Regions from separate parts of the Homo sapiens genome. Here region 2 is linked to region 1. Evidence: chromatin contacts called from ENCODE Hi-C or POLR2A ChIA-PET data. All regions are on one chromosome and are shown on one strand. Each heading gives the region's core, a stretch centred on a gene start or an enhancer-like site at or near the end of the contact. The rest is flanking DNA. Distances are from core to core; before and after follow the strand shown. Region 1 has its middle 74 kb from the start of CUX1. Region 2 overlaps CUX1 (cut like homeobox 1).

Region 1 (3,786 bases), core at 884-3,383:
AAAATTAGCTGGGTGTGGTGGCTGGCACCTGTAATCCCAGCTACTCAGGAAGCTGATGCAGGAGAATCACTTGAGAGGGGGCGGAGGCAGAGGTTGCAGTGAGCTGAGATCATGCCACTGCACTCCAGCCTGGGCAACAGAGGAAGACTCTGTCTCAAAAATAAAAAATAAAATAAAAATAAAACGTTAGAACAGTGCTTGGTACACAGTGATGGCTCAGTAGATGTGAGCCAGTTATGAGTACTTAAAGCATAGCCTGTGCAAAGAGGCCGTGCTTCTAGCTTCACCTTTCCAACAGCATCTTTCCAGAACTTTCTATCTCCTGGTGGGCAAGGACCGTGAGAAACACCATAACCTGGAGAGGAATTCTGGGTCTCAAGATGGCTCCAGTTGTGCCTGTCTTAGGCAAGTGGGGTGGTGTGTGTGTGAGGGTGAGGGGTCCCAGGAAGGGTCCCCACACTTCACTCCTGCACCTCTCGCTCCCCACAGCCCCCCTCCCCTTTTCTAACTCCAAAAAGCCCAGAGGCCCAGCCGTGTTTGGAGAAGGAGGGGGGCCCTGAAGCTTGGGCCACCTTCAAAGTGACTGCAGGGAGGAAGATGTGGACACTAGACTACGTACTGACCACTCTGAGAAGGAAGCCCGCGGGGGAAGGTGGATGGGCGGTGGGCGTCACGGCAAAGGGGTTTAGGGGAGACAGGGATGTCTGTGAGCTGTGGGAGGTGCACACTGAAGACCCAAGAGGTGAGAATGGATGGAACTGCCCCTGAGAAGGGGGACAGGGGTCCCCTCCTCCCCTGAGAAGGAACAAACCGTTGCACTTGTCGGCAGGGCCCTGAGAAGTGGAAAGTGGATTTGATCTTCCTTAGACCATCACGTACCCGCAGCACCCTAGAATGTAAACAGGGCTGGGAATGCGATGACCAGGTCCTGGTACCTTAAGGGCTGGTACCTCTACCTCCATCGGGACCTGGTGCCAGAAATAAGAAGATTCTTAGACTATCCCCACTGGAGGCTGGGCGCAGTGGCTCAGCCTGTAATGTCAGCACTTTGGGAGGCCTAGGCGGACAGGTCACTTGAGGCCAGGAGTTCAAGACCAGCCTGGCCAACATGGTGAAACCCCTCTACTAGAAATACAAAAATTAGCCGGGCATGGCGGCGGGGGTCTGTAATCCCAGCTACTCGAGAGGCTGAGGCAGGAGAATCACTTGAACCCGGGAAGCGGAGGTTGCAGTGAGCCGAGATTGTGCCACTGCACTCCAGCTGGGACGACAAGAATGAGACTCCATCTAAACAAAATAATAAATAAAAAATAAAAATAATAAAAGAATATCCCCACTGGAAGGGTCCTGCAAGGCCAGCCACGAATCTGTACAAGTCCTCGGACAGACTGAGAAACTGAGGCTCAGAGAAGCGGCCCCCACCCCATCGGAGCGTCCCAGCTCCACGCGCGCGCCTGGCAGGGGGCGCCCTTCCCCGCCGCGCGTGCCGGGCAGGGTCCCCCAAGGAGAAATCCCTCTTAAAAGAGTTTTTCCTTTCGCGTGAACTCGCCGCCTGCATCCAGCAGCGCGGTCTCCAAGGTGAACCTCGCACAAATGCGTTGCAGATGTACGTCCTTCCATTTCTGGCTACCGCGGAGCTGCTCGGGAGCGGCGGCGGCGTCCCCAGAGCGATCCAGCCCGCGTTTTCCGTTCCGCCCGCCAACTTTTGCAAGCTGTAGTTATTTGATAATGATTTTTTTTTCAAACCTCTCCCAATAATTGTTATCCTCCCCGCCCGGTGCAGCTCAGGTGATGGGCACAGACGGCAACGCAGCCGCCGCCGCCGCCTCCTCCTCCTCCTCGTCCTCCTCCTCCTCCTCCTCCGGGTGCGCTAGGCTCTGGCTCCAGCCCAGGGGGAAGAGCCACAGCGGAGGCGCCTTCTGCAAAGGCAGCGGGGACGGCCCCGGAGGCTGAGCCAGAGCGACCCCGGATCCGCCCCCGCCCCCCTCCATGAGGCCTCTCACACCCTCCCCCGGCCCAGGCCACCTCCCCCAAAGCCCACTCTCCGGAGGCCAAGGCTGTCTGGTGAACGGCTAGGGGCTGCTGGGCACAGAGTTCAACGCTGCAAATATTTATTAGACACCTACTGTATTCCCAGGCCCTGAGCAGAGCTGGCCTCCAAAACAAATGAGAACAGCCCTTGCCCTCAGGGAGACTGGGGGACGCCACCCCTAACCTGGGAAGGTGAGAGGGGCTTCCAGGGCAGGGATACCCCCGACAGAACCTGCTCAAAGTGCCAGAGCTAGACAAGGAGGGAAGGCTTGGCTCCGCAGCAAAGCTCAAGGCAGAGCTCCGCCCCTCCCCCATCACCTTCAGCCCTTCCTCCGGTTTCTGCCAAGGGTCATCACTGAAAGCACCCTCAGAGTCTCTTTTAGAAAGCTACGGGTCTCTGCGGTCGTGGTGGCTCACGCCTGTAATCCCAGTACTTTGGGAGGCCGAGGCGGGCGGATCACTTGAGGTCAGGAGTTCGAGACGAGCCTGGCCAACAAGGAGAAATTCCGTCTGTACTAAAAATACAATATTTAGCCAGGTGGGATGGTGTGTGCCTGTAGTCCCAGCTACAGCCCATCGCTTGAACCGGTGATGAGCCGAGGTCGTGTCACTGCGCTCCAACCTGGGCCAGAGCGAGACTCTGTTAAAAAAAAAAAAAAAAAAAAGCTACCGGGCTCAGAAAATGGAGTCATGTAGGTAAGAGTGGAAGCAGGTGGCTGAGAGGCAGGCCCACACTAACTCCTTTTTGGAATCCCTGAGGTGCACACATAAACAGGGGTGGCAGGAGGGCAGGCTGGAGAGGGCCCAGGTGAGCTGCTGACCCCCACGGGACGGGGGGAGGTCACATCTGGGTCTGATGGCTCAGCCACAAGTGGTTTGAAAGGGGCCCTTTGCTGGAGGGAAGTAAGCCCAACCTCAGCTTGGTTACATCCCCAGAAAGCCCGGAGAGTTCTTTTTTTGTTTGTTTGTTTTTGTTTTTTAAGCCTGAGCTCATTTTTTAAGTTTTTAAGTGAATATTCAGTTTTGGTTTAAAGTTTTTAAATGAATACTAAGAGTTTTCGTTAAAGTTTTTTTTACGCATACTAAGTTCTTTCTTTCATTAAGCCTGGGTTGATTTTCAGCTTTTTAATGAATACCATTTTAATTATTTATTTTAAATACTAAGGTTTTGTGTTTTGTTTTGTTTGTTTTTGTTTGTTTATTTGTTTGAGACGAAGTCTTACTCACTCTGTCGCCCAGGCTGGAGTGCAGTGGTGCAATCTGAGCTCCCTGCAACCTCTGCCTCCTGGGTTAAAGTGATTCTCCTGCCTCAGCCTCCCGAGCAGCTGCGATTGCAGTCATGCACCACCATGCCTGGCTAATTTTTGTATTTTTAGTAGAGATGAGGTTTCACCATGTTGTCCAGGCTGGTCTCAAACTCCTGACCTCAAGTGATCCACCCACCTCGGCCTCCCAAAGTGCTGGGATTACAGGCATGAGCCACCGTGCCTGGCCTTAAATGCTAAATTTTTATTTTAATAAGTTTTTAATGAATTCATTTTAAGTTTTTTGGGGGTTTTTTGTGGGGGTCCAGGGGGGACCAGGTCTTGCTGTGTGGTTCTGTCACCCAGGCTGGATGCAATGGCATGATCATAGCTCACTGCAGCCTCACACTGCTGGGCTCAAGTGATCCTTGGTAGTGGCCGGAGTTCTGGGTACCTGGAGGTGGGCAGTGATAGAGGCATTTCCCAGGCAGGAGGTACCACTTAGGTGATG
Region 2 (3,786 bases), core at 423-2,922, 300 kb after region 1:
TCTTGTTATTGCATTAACTTTTCCCCTCTTTCCAGCCTGCTCTTAAGATTGTACATGCTTTGAGGGCCCGTATCTTGTCTTAGATGCTTTATCTATTCTTTGCCTTATGGAAGTGGTTACATAAAACATTCTTAGCTGAATTTCCCCCTGCTTCTCGCCTTCTCCTTGTTAATGAGTACTTATTGAGTGTGATGTGCGAGCATCTACTTTGGTTCCTAGACGCCCACAAGCAAAATAGGTCAGTGCCCTGCTGGGAGTAGGGAGGGGTTGTCAGGGTCTTCTTTGGGTTTGTGGCCAGACAGGCGACTGTGGAGCAGACCAGGCACTCTGGGGACAGGATGATGCGTTCTGGCTGGAAGATACAGGGAGGCTTCCCAGGGACCCTAACACAGCCTGCTGCCCTGGACCTTTGCTGGGGAACTGACTTCTCAGCCAGTATGTCTGTCCGCAGGCTCTTGGGCCTTCTGCAGTGGTGGAGGTGACAGTGGTGTTAGCCGTGGTGGTCACTGTGGTGATGTGGCTGCTGTACTGTCATTATCTTATGGCAAAACCCGCAAGCCTGACACACACAGTGTCTCCCTGTAAGTTCGCGCCATGATGGCTCAATTAGGGACCCGTCGGACTGCGGCTCAACATCCAGGCCAGCTGCATAATTGAAAGCACATTTTCTCCTCCAAAGCTGCAGCTGGTTTGGTTCTGCTCATGCAGAAAGGGATCTAACCTTGCATAACATAGGAAATGAACAGTTGAGAGAGAAGCCAAATTCAATTTCAGTCAGATATGTTGAGGCTAAGTCCATGATCTATGGAAGCCGGGGCAGGAGCCGTGCGCCTGTGGAAAGGGGCGCTCTCAGCAGTCTATTAATCACGGCCGCCCGCCCGGCGCTGCCGCCACTGCCGGGTGCCACTGCGCCCGCGCGCCCCCTCCGATGTGGGCTGGAGCGCAGCCAAGCACTCCAGAAGTTAACCTCTTAAAGACCCGGAGCTGCTTTCTGTTGAATAAATGTAATTTTGTGGTCAGAAATAAATGCTTGTGATATAGCAGGAGCTTTGAAAACAACGGCAAGCTGGAGCGATTACAAATTGCTCCATGTTGTACAAGTCAACAGCAGACATCAAAATTCCACGTGGAGGGCAAATTGATTTCGGCCCAGAGCTCTGCAGCTATTCAATAAAAGTCCTATTAAACCATTGTATGTAATGAACAATCCAGAGCAAATCTAATATTTTCAGTGGATAATTATTTTTAACATCCTCTCGGTAACTGCTGGTAGATTTCTTGGATGTTTACAGCTCGAACTCGGGCAGAGTGGGCCTTCCCAGCTGTCATTTGGCATCTCCGCCAGGGGACCCGCTCCAGGGACCCAGCTGCGTACATGGCTCCTGAACATGGGGCTCTGGCCTTGGGGTTCAGGTTGCCAAGGAAGGGTGCATGGGGTTTCTGAATCTCCCAGTGCCTGGGATGTAGTAGGTGCCTGGGAAATGTTTGTTGAATTGAGCTGAACTGAGTTGAAATGCACAAGAGGAAGCTCTAAGAACCCCAGAATGACTTAGGAAAATGATATTGTGGCAAAGTTGACTCAAAACCTGAGGCTGAAGAGACCAGTGGGTTGCAGGTAAGGAAATTGAGGTCCCTTGTGATAGACCAATGTCAGCCCCTATGGGAGTCGGGACAGAGCTGGCACCCCGGGAAACCCCAGGACTTACCCAATTCACTTCCCGTTTTTGGAGATGGACTCTTGCTTTGTCACCCAGGCTGGAGTGTAGGGATGCGATTGCAGCTCACTGCCACCTCCGCCTCCCAGGTTCAAGTGATTCTCCTGCCTCAGCCTCTGAAGTAGCTGGGATTACAGGCACGCACCACCACACCTGGCTAATTTTTATATGTTTAGTAGAGACAGGGTTTCGTCACGTTAGCCAGGCTGGTCTCGAACTCCTCACTTCAAGTGATCCACCTGCCTCAGTCTCCCTAACTGCTGGGATTACAGGCGTAAGCCACTGTGCCCAGCCCCCATTTCACTCCTGTTCTGTTTTGGTTTGGTTTGGATTTTTTTTTTTTTTTTTTTTTTTTTTTGAGACAGTCTCACTCTGTCACCCAGGCTGGAGTGCAGTTGCACGATCACAGCTCACTGCAGCCTGGACCTCCTGGGCTCAAGCAGCCCTCCAGCCTCAGCCTCCTGAGTGGCTGGGACTACAGGTACACACCACTACACCCAGCTAATTTTTGCATTTTTTTTTTGAAGAGATGAGGGCTTGCTACGTTGCCCAAGACGGTCTTGAACTCCTGGCCTCAAGCAGTCCTCCCACAAAGGCCTCCCAAAGTGTTGGGATTACAGGCATGAGCCACCACACCCAGCTCACTTCTGTTCTTGACAGCTTGCGAAGTGCATTCTTTGTCAGGGAGGCCACACTGGGAGAGTCGCCAAAGCGATCTTGTTGCTCATCTAGTGTTCCCACCCCCAGGATGCTCCCCTACCTTGCTCATGACAGGGCTGTAACCCTGTCCCCTTCCAGACCAAGAGCTTCTCAGGGAAGGTCTGTTCATTCATTGATTCATTAAATATTTGTGGAGCATGTATGCCAGGCTAGACCAGAACTAGACCCTGGTTAGTGGTGGTAGGTGAATGAATGTAGCCGTTGCCTTCATGAAGCTTAACAGTTTAGCAAGATCTGTATCCCCATGTGGCACAGTGCTTGGCGCTCTGTTAAGTGATGGTGGATGGGTGGATGGATTGGTGGATGAATGGGTGGATGGTGGGTGTGTGGGTGGATGGATGATTTGTTAGATAAATGGGAATGGATAGATGGTTGATTGCATGGAGGGAGGGTGAATAGGGGATAGATGGATGGATGATTGGATAGAAGGATGGATGGATAGATGATTGGATAGAGGGATGGATGGCTGGATGATTGGATAAAGGGATAGATGGATGGGTGATAGGATAGAGCTATGGATGGATGAAGGGAGAGATGGAGGGAGGGAGGGAAGGAGGGAGGGAGAGATGGATGGATGGATAACTGGATAGAGGGATGGATGGATGATTAGTCTAGAGGTAGGGAGGGAGGGAGGGATGGATGGATGGATGGATGATTAGAAAGCAGTATGTGTCTGTAAGAATAGATTGACTCTTACTCATTTTCGTCTCCTGGAGTAAAATCATCCAACTTGTAATGCTCAGTCATACAGTATTTATTTGACTATCGTGGAATTTAAATTTCTAGGGTATTTTATTTTCTGCAGATCTCCCTTCCCTTGGAAAAACTCAATATGGATGTTAATTAGGTTTTACTAAAGTTCCATCAATTTAATGCAGTCGTTCTTTAAATGAAACTGACACCAAGGACCACATGGCCAAAGGAAGCCCACGTTCCTGTGTGTGGTTCTGAGGAGGGAGCATAGGATGCAGTTTGATAACAGCTGAGAGCCCTGAGGAGTTTGTTGCTGGATGTGGAGTATTCCATGTCTCGTCCCTCCCCCAGTCTTTTTCCAGTTGTGTCACAACTCCCTTTGCTAATAATATTTTGCACAGCATTTTACGTCTACAAAGCACCATTTCCATGATGTCGCTCACCCTTCGACACCACCCTGTGCTGGGGGCATCATCATCATTCTGAGTTACCAACAGGAGGGGTAGCAGACAGTCCAAGGGGCAAGGCAGGGACTCCCAGCTCCAGGCTCCAGCCTCTCCTCCCCTCCACCCTCTCCTGGTCCTGTCCTGAAATCTTTGGCTCCCTTGAAACTTGTTATGCCCGGGCAAATGCCACCCTCGTGCCACTGTATTCCCAC

The links. Hi-C counts contacts between places; a loop is a spot of excess contacts on that map. ChIA-PET counts read pairs that join two places held with the same protein, here RNA polymerase II (POLR2A). Pooled maps may share reads with other maps.
Region 2: a pooled map shows a loop between it and region 1 (3-fold over the local background). The contact joins two enhancer-like sites. A Hi-C loop is called at or near these places in 1 of 50 pooled maps. POLR2A ChIA-PET finds 5 or more read pairs at or near these places in 3 of 52 experiments (Panc1, activated CD8-positive, alpha-beta memory T cell and activated T-cell).

Annotation. Positions count from the first base shown.
Region 1 is chr7:101,741,863-101,745,648 of GRCh38, forward strand. No RefSeq gene overlaps it. Among named protein-coding and RNA genes, the nearest start is that of CUX1, 74 kb to the right of the region's middle. RefSeq lists enhancers at 1,035-1,978, 2,607-3,127 and a silencer at 1,858-1,977. Within about 2 kb of position 2,134, at least 4 of the 41 ENCODE cell types and tissues checked have a DNase peak (open chromatin) inside an H3K27ac peak, as active enhancers do.
Region 2 is chr7:102,044,524-102,048,309 of GRCh38, forward strand. All of the region lies in intron 3 of CUX1 (cut like homeobox 1), which reads left to right. Among named protein-coding and RNA genes, the nearest start is that of CUX1, 230 kb to the left of the region's middle. Within about 2 kb of position 1,673, at least 12 of the 41 ENCODE cell types and tissues checked have a DNase peak (open chromatin) inside an H3K27ac peak, as active enhancers do.